Linked DNA regions of Mus musculus: region 2 is linked to region 1. The links are chromatin loops, found by intact Hi-C in ENCODE. Cell type or tissue: gastrocnemius. All regions are shown on one strand. Each heading gives the region's core, and the rest is flanking DNA. Links, peaks and the distances in the headings are about the cores only.

Region 1 (8,343 bases), core at 151-8,150:
TTTCATTTCACTAAAGCTGCAACCATGGAGTTTCTGCATGGCTTGTAGGTGGCACCACAGGTCAGAATGTTTGACTTGAGTTGGTCTAGTCAGAGCCAATTCCTCCAGCAATTTTTTAATGCTTCTCTAACCCTGAGGAGGGGCAGTAGTTAATCTTGTCAAGTTTGTTCACCTCCTGAGTCTCAGGAGCTTCCCTGAGCCTTGAAACAGCAAACATTTCAACTCAGAGGAAATTGCTACACATTGTCTGAAATGCACAATGACTCACTGTTCCTAAATTGTATTACACACTATCCTGTGACATTTACATAGTATTTGTATCTGTGCAGGGCAGGACACATGGCACAGTAATAGTCCATGGTCTAGGGAATTAATATCATGTGCCCATAAACACATCCATATAGCCAACACTATTCTTCCTGCTTTTCCTGCCACCTGCTGAGACATACTGTACGCAGCTATCATTTTTTACATGCATATGAAAATATACATGGTAGACTTATTACAAATTATTTGGTAACAGATGGCATCACCTCTTCCCTCTCTCAACACAAACCAAACAAAACCCCAAAGAAACAGAAAAAAAAGAATTAGAAAGACAAGTCAAAAAGCATGGAGTCTATTTTGTTTTGGTCAACTATTCCCAGGAGGCATCACTTGCAAAGAGCTTGGGGGTGGGACTTTGTGCCACTTTTCCTTCTCAGTACTAGGACTTTGAGCCTGTGCAGGTCCTGTGCATGCTGTCTCAGTCTCTGTGAGTTCACACATTCATTAGCCTATTGTATCTGGAAGATACTGTTTCTTTGGAGTTATTCATTTCCTGTGGATATTACAATCTTTCTGCCCTTTCTGGGTCCTTTTCCATATAGATCCCTGAGCTTTGAGGGGAGGAGTTTGGTAAAGACATCTCACTTAGAACTGAGTGTTCCAGAGTCTCTCAAGTTCTGCACATTGTCCAGTTACAGATCTCTGTGTTAACTGCAATCTACTTGCAGGAAGAGTCTTCCCAGACGAAGACAGAAAAATGCTCTGAATCCTAGACAGATACTGGCAGAGACATATTAAGGACAGCTATGGAAAAAAATAATATCCTCACATATTATGGATATGGGTGGCACAGAAACAAAACAAAACAAAACAAAACAAAACAAAACAAAACAGGAAGTTATCCATAATGAGTTCAAGCTAAACAGGCAGGATGTTCTCTGTCTACCCCTCTCCACTTACAAGGTTCTCATGTTAGCCAGGTTGCCTTTTGAATATATGGCCAAAGATAACCTTTTAACTTCTGATTCTGTGTCTGTCTATCTACCTTTGGGATGGCTGGTTGTGTACACTCAATTTTAGATGGTGCTGAGGTATCATAGCTAGTTTTTGTCAACTTGACAAAAATCTAGATATATCTGAGAAGAGGAATTCATTTCCTTTCTTCTCTATGCCTCCAAATTCCCACCTCCATCCTCTCACCACAGTAAATACACACACCTGAAATACTATTTCATGTGGAACTACTCAGCACTGTCTGGAGAATAATCTATGATAGCTGTGCTTTAGGGTTTGAATGTATGAGTTTACTATGAATGTAGTAAGGGAAGTAAAAGAATCAATAGTGGGGAATGCAGGAGGTTCCAAGGACACAATGTGAGTGACCTTAGCCAAAATGTCCAGCAGTGGGAATATGGAATATTGAAAGGACCATCTCCAGTAGTCAGCCAGGACCCCCAGTTGAGGAATGAGGATACCAACCCAACTACAAACTTTCAGCCCCAAATTGTTTCTAAAAGAAATGCAAGATAAGAATTGGAGCAGAGACTATAGAGATGCTCGACCAGTGACTGGCCCAACATGGGATCCACTCATAGGCAGGCACCGAATCCTGACACTATTACTGATGCCACGCTGTTCTTGAAGATAGGAGCCTAATATAGCTGTCCTCTGAGAGGCTCTGCCAGCAGCTGATTCATACAAATATAGACACTCACAGCCAAGCATTGGACTGAGGTCGGGGACCCCTATGGAAAAAATTATAGGAAGGATTGAAGGAACTGCAGGAGATGGCAACCCCATAGGAAGAACAACAGTATCATCTTACCTGGATACCTGGGAAGCTCCCAGAGATAAAGCCACCAACCAAAGAGAATACATAGGATGGTCCACCCCTCCCCCTCAAAACATGTAGCAAAGGGATGCCTTGTCTGGCCTCAGTGGGAAAGGATCACTGGGGGTCACCCTCTCAGAGGCAAAAGGGAGTGGGGGTTGGGGGAAAACTCTGTGATGGGGGACCAACAGGGAGGAAATATTTGGGATGTAAATAAATAATTTAAAAAAGCAAAACAAAACAGACACATTAAACAAGAACTGGTAGGATGACTAATAACTCTATTAACCATTGAAACCAATAATAATATGCTTTTTAACCTAATTTCCTAATATAAAGAACCTATGTAACATGTATTTCTATTATATACTACATGTAATTGTGCTTGGTCCAGATAGTCTATAGTTCTTTTCTCAAGCACAAACAATGATCCAGATGTAGTCTTCTGACTGAAAAACTGTAAGCAAGAGATAAAATGTAGCAGGCATGTCCTCTGGGGTAAAAGATGCCAACAAGGGCAGTGAAATATAAAAGACAGAATATAGATAGTGGGCCCAAAGACTGTTTCTCAAACTCTGCTTGGAATTTCCAGCTATGCGCTAAACATTATATAAACAATGGGAAAAATAAAAATTGTCCATTCTTTTTTTTTATTCTTTTTTTTTATTCTTGTTAGGTATTTTCCTCGTTTACATTTTCAATGCTATCCCAAAGGTCCCCCATACCCACCCCCCCAATCCCCTACCCACCCACTCCCCCTTTTTGGCCCTGGCATTCCCCTGTACTGGGGCATATAAAGTTTGCAAGTCCAATGGGCCTCTCTTTGCAGTGATGGCCGACTAGGCCATCTTTTGATACATATGCAGCTAAAGACAAGAGCTCCCAGGTACTGGTTAGTTCATATTGTTGTTCCACCTATAGGGTTGCAGTTCCCTTTAGCTCCTTGGGTAATTTCTCTAGCTCCTCCATTGGGGGCCGTGTGACCCATCCAATAACTGACTGTGATCATCCACTTCTGTGTTTGCTAGGCCCCGGCATAGTCTCACAAGAGAGAGCTATATCTGGGTCCTTTCAGCAAAATCTTGCTAGTGTATGCAATGGTGTCAGCATTTGGAAGCTGATTATGGGATGGATCCCTGCATATGGCAATCACTAGATGGTCCATCCTTTCGTCACAGCTCCAAAAAATTGTCCATTCTTAAACTGAACCTAGAGTCTTGTGTCTCTGTCTCCAATTACCTTCCTTGCTAGGCCCTGTTGATGTCCAGCTGTGTTGCCCACGGCATAACTGAATAACATTTACTATTTCATAATATCCTAAAATGTAATCATTAATCATAAATATGACTATGTCAATGTCACTAAAAATTTAGTGTTTTTCAGCATAAGAGATAAAGGATACAAATTTAAAATCAAAAAAGTAAATAAAACCTTATTTTTTAGTTTTCATAATTCACATAAATTGATTAGAAATGCCAGTAAGCCCATTACCAATCACAACCTAGTACTAATTAATTAAACTTACCCTCTTCTTGTACTTGTTAAGAAATCCAGTGCTTCCTACAATGTTTAACCTAGGGCAGTTCAAAGTAAGACTAGAAAACTTTACTATATCTGAAAGGAGAGGAGACAGGCAAGAGGATGTTTTTTCCAAAAGATCTGTTAAATCAAAAATGGTCCAAGAAGGCACTGTTTGGAATTCCTCTCCATAGCCTCTCCTGAGTTCCCCAGTTTTCTGTTGATTGGTTTCAGAAACACATAAAGTACAGTATAGAAGAGTTCATATAAAGGAAAGAAACTGAAGAATGGCCAGAGAGATCATAAAAGAAAATACACTCACAAAGAATAGACAATGGTACCATTGTGCCAAACTCTTTTAGTGAGGTAGCGTATAAACTGAAGTTTCTAAGCCAGACCATTTGGATTAACTCTTATGGGATGAGGCAATGGTATGGCTGTCTTTTGAGGGTTACACCATAGACCTTTGACTGGCCCGGAGGTCACTATGTAGACCAAGATGATGTCAATCTCAGAAAGATGACAAGTTTTTGCTTCCTGAGTTTCATGATTGAAAGCATGTGCACTTTCACACATGGCTATGCCTTCTGTTCGTTATCACAAGACCAAGTGTTTCCTATTCAGGGCCAGAGATATGTGATCTGCATCATTACTTAGGAACGCCTACTCTCTGTGAGGGGGGGGGGGTTGTTTGTTTGTTTGTTTGTTTATTTCCACTCTCTGTGAGGGTGCTTTCTCAATTTTCTCTCTAATTGGAGAGGAAGAAGGGGGAAGGGAGGAATGGAGGTGTGGGGGGGAGGATGATGGAGGAGGGGAGAGGCGAGGGGAGTCGAAAGGAGAAAACAAAAATCAAGTATAGAAATAGCCACGCTTTAACAACCTTGATAGCATCTAACAACCCCGCTATGCCCACCTTCTTCCCTTTCATATTTTCAACCTTAAGGAGAAAGGATTGTGATAGTTTTATATTCGCCTTCTAAGTGAATCACAGCGCCCAAGCTCATTATGAGGCAGAGGTCCATCCTCAAAAAACTTTCGACCTTGTTCATTTTTTACTAGCTACCTAGAAGCTCCCCGGCAGGATGAAGACTCGCTCTGGCCGCTCTATTTCTTCCGGGTAAGGGGGGTGGGTAATAAAGCCTTGAACGCCAAGAGCCCCAGAACCGCATCCTAGAAACCAAGCAAGGCAAATCTCCCTACTTAGGAGTCCCTCCTTTACAGAGACCGGTATAGCAGAACCAGACAAGCATGTCCTTCATTACGTCACGCATAGCTCCCAAGACTCCAGCTTAAGTCTTCTCCGCCTCTCCCCAAGGGGCCATCTTAGCCACCTCCCACCCTCGACTCTCATTGGCAGCTAGACCTGCTTGTTCCCGTGGTTGCTAGCAGCGACGTAGGCGGGCACAATCTTGGTCACTAAGATACTTCACTTCCGGTTCCTCTCGTCCTTCGGGAAAAACATCTCATTCGTCCGGCCAATGGTGAATGAGAAGTAGGCGGGACTTGGTTGGTTCAGACCAAACAGACGCGAGCTTGTGCGGCAATGGCGGCGGGACGGCCCCTGTAGGGCGGCTCGGGCGCCCCCACGTCCGCTTTGCGTCCTTTCCCCGGCACCGCCCCGCCCGATCCCGGATTCCGCCTGGAGCTCGCTGCTGCCTGATAGAAACGCCAGGGAGCCAAGATGGCAGCTGCCGACGGTGACGATTCGCTCTATCCTATTGCGGTGCTCATAGATGAACTCCGCAATGAGGACGTTCAGGTACGGGGATCCTTCCGTTAGAGTGTGTGGGGGAGATCGGGGACGGGGATCTTCGCGGAATGTGGGAGCGATGGCTCCGGGTTCTCCGGGAGTGGCGGAAAGCAGCGGCAGCCAATCAGAATTCAGGTCTCATCTTTCTTAATAGCAAGGTTCGATGAGATGGCAGCCTTCATTGGGTGCCCGGCCAAGCGGAGGGCAAGCCTCGAGGGTCCTACCTGAGTGCGCGCGGCCGCCCCAGATCTGGGCCTGGGCGGCCCGAGATAGGGTGGCGGTCTTGTTGCCGCCTGCCAGTCGGTGATTGGCGGCGGACTCAGAATGGCTCTTTGTAGAGAATCGGCGGGGGCGCGTGACCTGCTGAGTAGAAACCCTCAGGGGTCCTGGCGACCCGGGTAGAGTTCCCATTGCTTTTAATGTTTTCGTTTTAACTGGAAGGAGTGGGGACTGATATTGGGATTGGGGACTGATACCGAGATTTCTGTCCATTCTTCACCGACCTCCACCTTGTATTTTGGGTTAGCTCTCCTGAAGGAGGAGGAAGGAGGCGGTGAAAGTATCCTCTCCTGAGATTTAACTAGCCGTAGCTGGGGTGGGTAACGTGCACAGACCCACCTGTTCTCCGACCTGGTCCCAAGCCGGCCTGCCAAGAGAGTTGATAGTTCTGGTTCATGGGAGAAGAATGAGCCAGGACCCCAGAGTTGTCGGACTGCTTTGGATTTGAAAAAGAGGTCAGACCTCAAGGCCGCATCCTCTCACCTGAGGATGACCTTGTGTGCACATTATTTCATCGCCCCTGGCTTCTGTTTTCTACAAATAGCGGCTAATAATAGTCCTGGTTTCCCTCGGTGGCCGAGGAAAAGTAGTAAAATGAAACTGGCTGTATGTAAAGGCTCTATAAATGTTAGCAATTATTTTGGGGGTGTGGCTATTGTGGCACTGTGCTACAGCCCTCTGCTTTTCCTTTTATATAGAATTGTTCATGCTGCACTCAGTCACCTTCCTGAACCTGGGCCTATCCTCTAAGTCTTACGTATTTATGTGTGACTCTGGTTCCATTGTTGGCAAGACTGGATTTGTACTCCTGGATCTTGCAATTTTTGCAAATTGACTCAGGCAGTCTGTGTTTCTCTTCTGTTAAATGGGAATAATAATCTGGTTTTGGGTATACTGAATGAATTTATTTGCATATGTTCTGTAAACACATGCAAAGCATGAGGAATGTTATTGGGTCATAAAGGAGACCAGAGCTTGGTATAGTGGTGCATGCATGCTAGCAATCCCAGCACTCAGGAGGCAAAGGCAGTGTCAAGGCTAGCCTGGTGACACTGTATCAAGAAAGAAGCAGTCTGGTTGCTGTACAAAGGCTAGATGTGAAACAGGTAAACAGAACTAAATCTGCATATTACCACATGTAAGAAAGAATGAGACTTGTCAATGTTGAAAGAGTGAATCAGCAAGTGTTTGCTGGGCCTTTCTTCAGAGTGGTATTTTGGATAGTTGAAGAACAAAAGAACAAAACTTGCCTTAAAGGAATTAACCTTTTAGTGAGTGGTCACAGATAAATAGGCATTATGTTGACTATGGAAAATTTTAAGGAGAAAATAAGAAATGTAGAGTAAGCATGGGAAAGTCTTGTTGAAATTTGAAACAGTACCTGCTTGTTGAAGGAGCCATTAGATTCTGGGCAGAGTGTGTAACCTCTAGACAGTTGGGTGAGGAATTAGGCTAGTTGAGGGAGGCTCCTTCTAGGATGTAAAGTTTAAAAAGTTGGAGATGAATCCAGATAGAGAGAGAGAGAGAGTGTGTGTGTGTGTGTGTGTGTGTGTGTGTGTGTATGCGCGCAATGGCTATAGTTCTAGTTTTTTGGCTCCAAGGGTGTTTAGTAATGTCTAGGGATGGTTTGGTTGCCACAACTGGGAGATTGTTGCTGCTTTTAGTAGGTTGAAGTCATGAATGCTGTTAAGCATGATTGCAGTATATAGGACATCTTTCTTAGGTAGGAAACAAAGATTTTAGTGCTAAGGTTGAGGGAAGCTGTTGGATGAAATGTTCACCTAGAGACAATAAGGAACTTGTCTAGCTTAGGTCAGTGTGCCAATTTTGTCAGGATCCTGTAACAAGTCACCATAAGTTTAGTATACAACAACATAAAGTTTTATTATGTTTCTGGAGATCAGAAGTCTGTCAGAGGTCTTGCTGGATGAAAATGACCTCATGACAGCATAGCCTTGAATTAGGCAACAGGGCTACACAGCTTTCTGCCACTTTACTCCAACATTCACAGTGCCATCTTCCTGAACAAAACAATGCACACTGTTGACAGAAAGAGTAGAGTGAAAGAACTGTCCACAAATGGACAGGAAGCGTGGTGTTCAGGACCCCTACTCCTAGACACAGTGACGGTGCAGATAGTCAGACTGCTTAGGTTCTGCTTGGGAACTCACTGCTTTCTATCAAGTGCTTCTTGTTTTGCATCAGCATCCTCGCCTGTTAATATGGTTTTTCTAGAAAACCTCAGAGCAGAGTATGAATAAACTACCTGAGTATACAGGGAACACTTTATAGATGATCCATGATGCTATTATTGCTGGCATGAAGATTATGAATGGAATGGTGGTTGCTCCCTGATACCATCCATTGTCCTTAGGGCTGCTGCTCACTGCTCACCAGTTGTCACCCTGGCCCATGCATTTCCCATAGTTCAGATGGAAGAGGAGCACAGGCATGTAAGAAATTGAGGGAAGAATGTTGAAAACTAGTATACAGGTCAGCAAAAGACAGCCTTAGTACCATATCCATCCACAGCCAGCTTTTGCAAGTAAAGTTTTGCTTGAGTGAAAGCCATGCCAGTAGCTTTATTAAGTAAAGCTTTGCTGGAATAAAAGACATGTTTGTTTGTTTACCTAGTGGTTCCTTCCCATTGCAGCTGTTGTGCTGTGAGCCCAAGTTGAGTGATTTAGAGACTGGCCTG
Region 2 (8,343 bases), core at 138-8,137, 640 kb after region 1:
CCATGTGGGATACTTCTGTCAAAAAGGCTTATAAGTGATATTTTCTTTAACTTGTAAAATAGTCAAATTTCATAAAACTTCATATATCCTTTTGGTTACTCCAGCCATTCTTCCTCCTTTCTTCCTGCCCCATCCCCCGTTTCATATTTAAAACATGTTTTACTTTATGCCCAGTTCTTTCATGTCACATGTGATACCATCCTGTCATTATAAATTTTTTAGTTTGTTTGCAAAATGATAGGGGCCTATGTATCTTCCTTATAGACGTCTCCTTTGGGTTCACCACTCAGCAGCCCTTTCTCCTTTCCACTACTTCACTGTGTACTTGAACCATTCTTCCCCAGTATTCGCCTTCTCTAATTTCATATCATCCATAACCTACTATCCATTCTTTCTTTCTGAGTCTCCCTCTATTGGTCCATTTCTAACTTCCTAGCATCTACATGCAGTCTTATTTCAACAAATAAAACAGAAACATTAAAGCTAAGATGCACATATGAGAGGAAATGTGTGCTGTTTGACTGTTGGGGATTAGTTGGCAGAAGTCTCCATATTTTCCAATTGCCTACATTTACATCCAGATTTCACACTTTCATTTTTATTTACAACTGAATAATATACCATGTTCTATAGATACATATCATATTTTTATAAAAAATTTTTATTTGCCTATGTGTCAGGTGATGGATAACTGAGTTGATTGCAGGCCTAGACATTGTGAATAAAGCAAGAAGAACATGATGGGCAAATGATCATTGGTAAGATAGAAACTCCCTGGATTTGATAGGGAGTAACCAAGATAGGTTACTGTGTATCAGAGTTCTCTAAGGTTGAACCTTTTCATGTTGAAGGATACTCTGTAGAAAAATAGGGTGTTATAGGAAAGGAAAATTAACTGGATGCCTTAAAGGCTAGGGAGTGAATGGGCCATGAACTGTCCAACCTATAGAGACTCTCCCCAATGCTCAGAAATAGGAAACTTAATAGTTTTAGGAAGTCTCAGAAACTGGCAAGATTCACTATCGCCTTTCTGCCTCAAGCTTACATAATTGGCAAGGACCGCTGACAGGGTCATACAAGATGAGTTTTACAGAAGATGCTCAGACCAGCCATGAAGCAGACACTGGTCAAGCTGCCTGGACTCTGGAGCACAAGGCACGCTCATGGAGGAAGTGGCTTATTAGATCACTTCTCAACTCAGGTGAGATGCATGGAACTGCACTGATCCCCAGGTTTCCATCTTTATTATCCATGACTCTCACAGGTGGCAGCTATCATTGAATCCTTTCTGTTTCTATCAGAAACCCCCTCACCCACGTTTTTATAAGTCACCCCAATAAAACTCAGTAATCCACTGGGCTTTACAAATGACCCAGGGGTTAAGAATACTGTGTGTTCCTTTGAAGATTCACTTTATTTTCCCAGCATCCTCACATGGGCGCTCAATCTCTCAGCTCAACTCCAGAATCTACAATGCCCTTTCCTGGCCTCTGCGAGGACGAGGGACACATATCATACACAGACATAAATGCAGACAACACGACTAAAAAAGAAACCACACTGGTTCGTTAAGGTGGACTTTGTTGGTTCCCCAACATTGATTTATTATTATTTCCTTATCTGGGATAAGTAGATGATTGTTCTTGTTTCCACAGGAATAATATCACACATTAGTGCTGTAATTAGGTCACATAGAAGTTTTCTTTCTTTCAGTTATTCATTTATTTATCGGGGCATCTAGACTGACTTCAAAAGTTGATTCTCCAGTTTTTTGGGTTTTGGTTTTTTTGTTTGTTTTTGTTTTTGTTTTTTTGAGACAGGGTTTCTCTGTGCAGTCCTGGCTGTCCTGAAACTCACTCTGTAGACCAGACTGGCCTTGAACTCAGAAATCCGCCTGCCTCTGCCTCCCAAGTGCTGGGATTACAGGCATGCACCAACACTGCCCAGCGATTCTCTAGTTTTTAATATCATGGTGGCTCACAACCACCTATAATGGGATCTGATGGCCTCTTATAGAGTCTCTGGAGACACCAACAGTGTACTTACATGCATAAAAAAAATAAATCTGAAAAAAAGAAAAGCAGTATTTGAGCTGGGCATAGTAGCACATGCCTTTAAACACACATTTCCACAGAAAACCCTGTCTTGAATGAATGAATGGTCCTCTCAAACTTCTATCATTAGCTATTTAACACTGACATACATATGTGTGTAACATACGCATATGGATGCAGAATGTGTGTGTGTATGTGTGTATGTGCATTTGTATGGGCACATTTAATACTGCCCATTTTTACCTCCTACCTCTCCACTATCCTGGTCCACAATTCCAACAGTCACTCTACTGTGTTCATCTCTATTCATACTGCTTGTAATCCAGAGATGAACTGAAGGAATGCAAGGACACAAGCAGGGCTATCTTGTCTGAGTCAACACCATCTGGCCGGAACCTCCCCTCTGTCTATTGCCCCTTGACGCGGGGTAAAGTCATACATCAACTAGTTGCTATGTGAACAAAGATAAGCCCCCAGCCCACAGGAACAAAGTCCTGATGCCCTTTTGCTGACATGTAATCTTTCTGTTAATGATTGAATGAGCCAATCCCATACCTTTGTTGAAATTCCTCGTACCCCTATCCCTTTTTCTTCCATAAAAACCCCTAACTTTTGAGCCTTGGGGCCTACATCTGTTATCTCCTGTGTGAGATACATGTTGGTCCGGAGCTCTGTCATTAAACTACTTCGTGTATTTACATCAAGGCGTTCTGTTCTGTTTGTGATTCTTGGGTGCACGCCGAATCGAGAGTTGAGTGGGGGTTTCCCCACTAGGTTCTTTCAGAACCAGAGCCATTTGTGAGACTGTGGGTTTGGAGCCTGATGTGCTCAGCACAGGATAACAACTAAAGGCCATGACTCTTCTCCTTGAATCTATCCATAGCCAATGTCTGAGAGGTAAAGTGAGCTGTTGTTCCCTTTCCTAGAATGACTGTGGTCTTGTGTGAGGCCAGTACAGATAAAGCCCAGTTGTTGTTGGTTACTGATTACAATAGTTGTATGGAGTCGAGAGAATGGTGTATCTTAGCCTTTCCCCTCTTTCCCTTCTTATTGCATAACCACTTCTTCCTTGGAGTTTCCACAGCTAGAGATGAATGGTGTAGGTGACTTTTTGAGACCTTACTTATTTTATGCATCTGGGACAGCCAAGAGTTTCAGTGTTTACCACTCCGTTAGAAGCAAAGAAAGGAAGAAAGGGGGGGGGGAGAGAGAGAGAGAGAGAGAGAGAGAGAGAGACAGAGAGAGAGAGACAGAGAGAGACAGAGAGAGACAGAGAGAGAGAGAGAGAGAGAGAGGAAGAAACTGTGTTTTTTTTTCTCACTTTTGCACGAGTCACAGAAGTGTAACTTGTTTCTTAGTTTACTGACAAGACCGCCATCTAGTGGTGAAAGTAGTACAGTGGGATGAGTTCAGGTCTGGGCTGATAGCTGTGGGCCAACCACTGGCTACATGAGATTGCTCCCTTTCCCTTCTTCTCGTGTTTGTTTTTGGGGGATGGGACTCTGGCACCTGATTTTAGCCTTTTGTTGTTTGGTATCCAGTATGTGACCGAGAGGCTGATAGTCAGATAAAGGTCTGAGGTTGCCTATCTGGTATCTGAGGATTCAGAACTCACAATGGGGGTCAGATAATGGGATGCAGCATCCTACCCAATCCACTTGAGTCTAGGCTGGGAGCAAGCACGCAGCTGTGCAGAGCAAGTACAGGGCAGCTTGGCAGCTGAACCTGTGTTGAAGGAAGCATGAAACTGAGTAGGAGGGATCAGTCTCCCTGTGGCATATTGGCCTAGTTTAGAGGAAGGGTATAGTGTAGGTGGGGTTAGTGGAATGAAGCCAGGGAAACTGGGAAACAATGTGTGTTTTTCATAGGCAGTGGGACTAAAGAGTCAAAGACAGAAGTATCAAGAACCTGATTTTGTACTGAGCTCTTGGGGGGGGGGGGGCTGCATCGTGGGCAGTCATATAGTGGAGACCTGACTGCAGAGGACTTGAGGGGGTGGGGGTAGGAGGTGGGGGAGTAGGGGTACCTCGGGACCAAACACTTCCCTAAGCTGCAGGTGCCAAGTGGGTCATCCTGGGAGACTCAGCAGTCTGCAACCATATAGATGGGAATAGATGCACTGGGTCCATGAGCCTCCTAGATCAGAGGAACTACAGGAACAGGCAGGAAGGGAGGAGAGAGTGATCATTTTCTCTATTGTTCATAAAGATGACAGCTCTCTAAATTTTTGCTGTCAATAAATTTTCAATAATATTAACTGGAATAATACTATTTCTAAATCAATCTTATGGCTGCTAGATATGCTTATAAGAATAAACCAGTAGAATATTTGAATTTATCTGTTGATATTTGCAACGCGGTCTCTTTGCTGTGGTGGAAAGGACAAAGCTTGAAATTTACAATCATCCATTATAATATCTGTGATCTACCACTTCCCTATTCAAGAGAGTGGCATATGTACCTAGGGACTTGGATTTCCTGAGAGCTTTTAGATAGGAGTCATGAAAGGAACTCCTGCAAATTTAATTGAATCTAAAATACAGTTTGTGAGTTCTACAGGTATGGATGTAAATACTAACTTTTAAAAGTAAACTGTCTATCCATCATTAATTTTCCATCTGAAACGTATGTAATCTGTGATGTAAATACAGTGTTGTAAGAAGTGTGCAACCAGATTTGATGAGGCTCTGCTTTTATCTCAGCACTCAAGAGGCAAAGGCAGCTGGGTCTCAATGAGTTGTAGGCTGGCCTGGTTTATGTAGTATTTCAGGACAGGCAGAGCTACATGGTAAGACTCTGTCTCAAAAATCAAGGAGAAAAAAAAAGTAACTACAAGAAAGAGGGGGGATTGAAGGAAGGAAAGAAAGACAGAAAGAAAGAAAAGGAGGGAAAAAAGGAAAAAAAGAAAAAAGAAATGTGTCTTGTACTGAGTTCTTAATGTTGTAAATTAGAGTCTGGAAATCACAGTATGTTCTTTGAGGGAATCGGGTCACAGTATTTTCACAGTTAGAAAGGATGTTATAAACCAGTTTGTGGTGGTGGCACACACTTTTAATCCCAGCATTCAGGAAACAGAAGCAGGTAGATCTTGGAGTTCTCTGCCAGTCTGATCTACAGAGTTTAAGGACAGCCAGACTACACAGAGAAACCCTGTTTTGGAGGAAAAAAAGAAAGAAAGGAAGAGAGATAGGAACAAAATTAAAAGGTATCATATAATAGAAATAATATTATGAAGCATCTTGTGAATAATTATGATAACTCAACTATATCAAAAAAGCATCTGCAATCTTCTTGTCTTCCTGATTCAACAAAAGCATTCTGCTCATGGACACTTGGACACATGGCCAAACCGTTACATAGAAGTCACCATGTAGGCCAAGCTGACCTGGAATTCACAGATTTCCACCCACCTCTATCTCTTCAGTGCTCACATTAAAGTTGTGCACCAGCAGGAATGTTCAAACTGTTGTCTTTTATTTTGTGGTCTGTTGACAATCAGTGGTGTGACTGTGGTTTGGTAGAAAATATATGGCTTGTGTAGAGAACATTGTCAGCCCAAGGAAGTTTCATTTACACTTCACATGTGTATGCTTTCCCAGACTGATATGTATGGTAGACATATGTTATGGTAGGATAATACCATAATTTCTCATGAGTTTTTAGAAATCTTTTCTGTTATGTTACTCTTGCTGTGTTTATATCTTGCTCTTCTCTATAAATAAATGCCTCTCATACTTTTTCCATTTTCTCCTTAAGATCGTTCATTCCCAGTTTTACTTTTCTGGTTAGTGCAGTTATTCCAGGTTGTGAACTCACATTTGAAGATTTGGAGGGAGGAACTTTCTATGAAAGAGAACATGCAGTATCTGTCTTTTGGGTTTGACTTATTCCACTCAGTGTGATCTGTACTAAGTCCACACATTTACCTGCAAATGTCGTGACTTCAATTTTCTTTACACTTCAATAATATTTTTTAGTGTACATATACATTTTTACTTCTCAATTGGAGGACATTTATGTTCTTCCATTTGGTACCTGTTATGACTCTAGCGTCAATGTGCAATGTTGAGCGCATATCTGTGGAGTAGGGTGTTGAGCCCTTTGAGCATATTCTAAGGAGTAGAAGAACTGGGTTACATACGAGATTTATTTAACCTGTGGGTTTGTTTATTTAACTGACAATTCTTTATATTGATTTATAGAATGGCTATTATTTTGTTTATAGTGTTTTTATTCCCTATGTTTTTTTTAAATGTTGTTGCTGGTTAGAATATTTGTAGAATTCTTCTTTCTTTAATGTGAGAAAGAATGGCTTGCACCTTTGAGTTTGGTTGATTACTTCCCTATTCTCCTGTATTCATCTATTCTTCATATGAAATGTATTATTTCCCATGTTCTTCTAAATAATTTCTCAAATTCTCCTGTGTATGTGTTGCCTCTAATTTATTATGTGCTATGCTGCTTTAGTAAAATGAATTGTGTTAATTCATGACTATCTTCAAATGCACTTCTGTCTCCCTCTTTCGAGAGAATATTTTTCTGAGTGCAATAATATAGTTGCTGGTGTTTTTCTCTCCAAGTTTTAAATATTTTTCCGTGCTCGCCTGGCTCTGGGATTACTGACCAGACACCAGGTAGTATTTTGTTGCTTGGGCCTTTTTATGTGATCTCCCATTGATTTTTTTTTAACAACATTCAGTATTAATTTTACTTTTCCAGTTTGACCCATTGATATTAAAGGACCACTAGCCAACTATTCATTCTTCCTCAAAGAGAAAATCAAAGAAGAGACACAGAAAGAAATGGCTAAATCTCCAGTAAACATGTCCAAGGTCAGTAGTAATTTCCAGTCTATTTCTAAAAGTGTTGTAGTTGGATACAAGACCTTAATTTTCTGCTCCTGGTAATTTTTTAATATTTATTTTGAAATTGTTATAAACAGACCAACAAAATCACAAACTTCAATTCAGCAGACCTAGAGTCTAGACAACACAATGCATTTTTATGCAATCAATATTCACTAGGAACAGAAGCTCTGGAGCCTCAGATGTGATTTTATATTTTCACTATCGAATATATGTTTGTGTACTAATCCAACACCAGACCCCCAAAAAATTTGTGACAGAAGTAGAACGAAGGAAAGCACTTAGCTTTTTTTTATAACAGGTGGTCATTACCTTCATGGCAGGTATATGTGGCTTAATTGTGCCATGAAACTGATGTTCTTGAGTGTAGGCTGAGATTATATTTTACTTGTATTTATTTCTCTTTGGTGTTTAATATCATGTTAGTGTTGATGTGTCTACATGTTTGTTAGCACCTCATATCTGTTTATCTCAGGAGAATCACACACTTGTCTAAGAAGTTCAGTGGTAACTTTCCAGAGTAGAGAGATCAGTATTTTTTACTTTTTTTCTTTTCTTTTGTTTGTATCTCAGACAACATCCCACCTAGCAGAACACTTGGGCTTGACCTCATTGTGTAGAATTATGTGGAATGCATCCTTACAAATGTCTTATGGGCATTGACTGATGGATGTGAATAAGTTGTTAGTGACATTTGATATGAAAAAAATACTCTCATCGTGGTTTTGCTCTAGTTACTTTTTACTTGAATGATAGCTATTCAATCCTACCTTGCAGCTGTAGGGTTCTGAAATTGTTATTTGTCTAAGATGGCTCTTTTACATGCTCAGGAAAAGTTTCTATCATGTTAAATGCGGCTAAGGCAGATTTTTCCATCTGCTTGTTAGTGGTCCCAATAGCTATCTATCTGTATCTCTATCTCTATCTCTATCTCTATCTCTATCTCTATCTCTATCTCTATCTCTATCTCTATCTCTGTCTCTATATAGTTGATTTATATGTTACCCTTAAAATTATCAATATGTAGTATTCTTAACAAGCTTGCTACTGTGGAAAAATAACATAATTCTTTGCCTAAAAAGGACTCATGAGTTCTGCCTTCCATACCTACCCCTTTGCTTTTTAATCATGTGGTGTTAAATATTATAGTTTAAAAATCATACCTGAGCCTGTTAGAATAGATTATGTCAAGGCCCAAATACAGAGAAGATTGACTCAGTGTATGCATTTTAGGATGATCTTCAGGCAGAGCATTTAAAAGCACATTCCTCATCATGACCTGTCCTGAGACAGGAACATTGTGATCCTGGGGCACATGAGTTCAGAATACATAAGAAGTAGATAACTATGTCAATATTTTAAATTTGTGTCTTGTTTCTTGGATACTACTTATAAAACATGTCATCCTCCTTTCACAGAGTTTG

Evidence for each region. Hi-C counts contacts between places; a loop is a spot of excess contacts. Peaks named below come from ENCODE experiments on the same cell type or tissue, not always from the same donor. Only the 100,000 strongest peaks of a DNase experiment are listed, where the experiment ranks them.
Region 2: it touches region 1 in a loop (6-fold over the local background); 2 of 42 quality-filtered maps call a loop at or near these places.

Annotation. Positions count from the first base shown.
Region 1 is chr17:20,940,209-20,948,551 of GRCm38, forward strand. It overlaps Ppp2r1a (protein phosphatase 2, regulatory subunit A, alpha), which reads left to right and starts at 5,246. Exons shown (of 15, transcript NM_016891.3): 1 at 5,246-5,375. The coding sequence starts at 5,298. In gastrocnemius, for the core only: no CTCF peak of the experiment used is centred there; DNase peaks (open chromatin) are centred at 5,100, 5,506 and 6,000; H3K4me3 peaks cover 3,004 bases; H3K27ac peaks cover 2,959 bases.
Region 2 is chr17:21,576,257-21,584,599 of GRCm38, forward strand. Zfp948 (zinc finger protein 948) reads left to right here. Exons shown (of 6, transcript NM_001002008.2): 4 at 6,774-6,886. The coding sequence starts at 6,857. Among named protein-coding and RNA genes, the nearest start is that of Zfp948, 13 kb to the left of the region's middle. In gastrocnemius, for the core only: a CTCF peak has its summit at 3,457 (motif pointing left); a DNase peak (open chromatin) is centred at 3,456.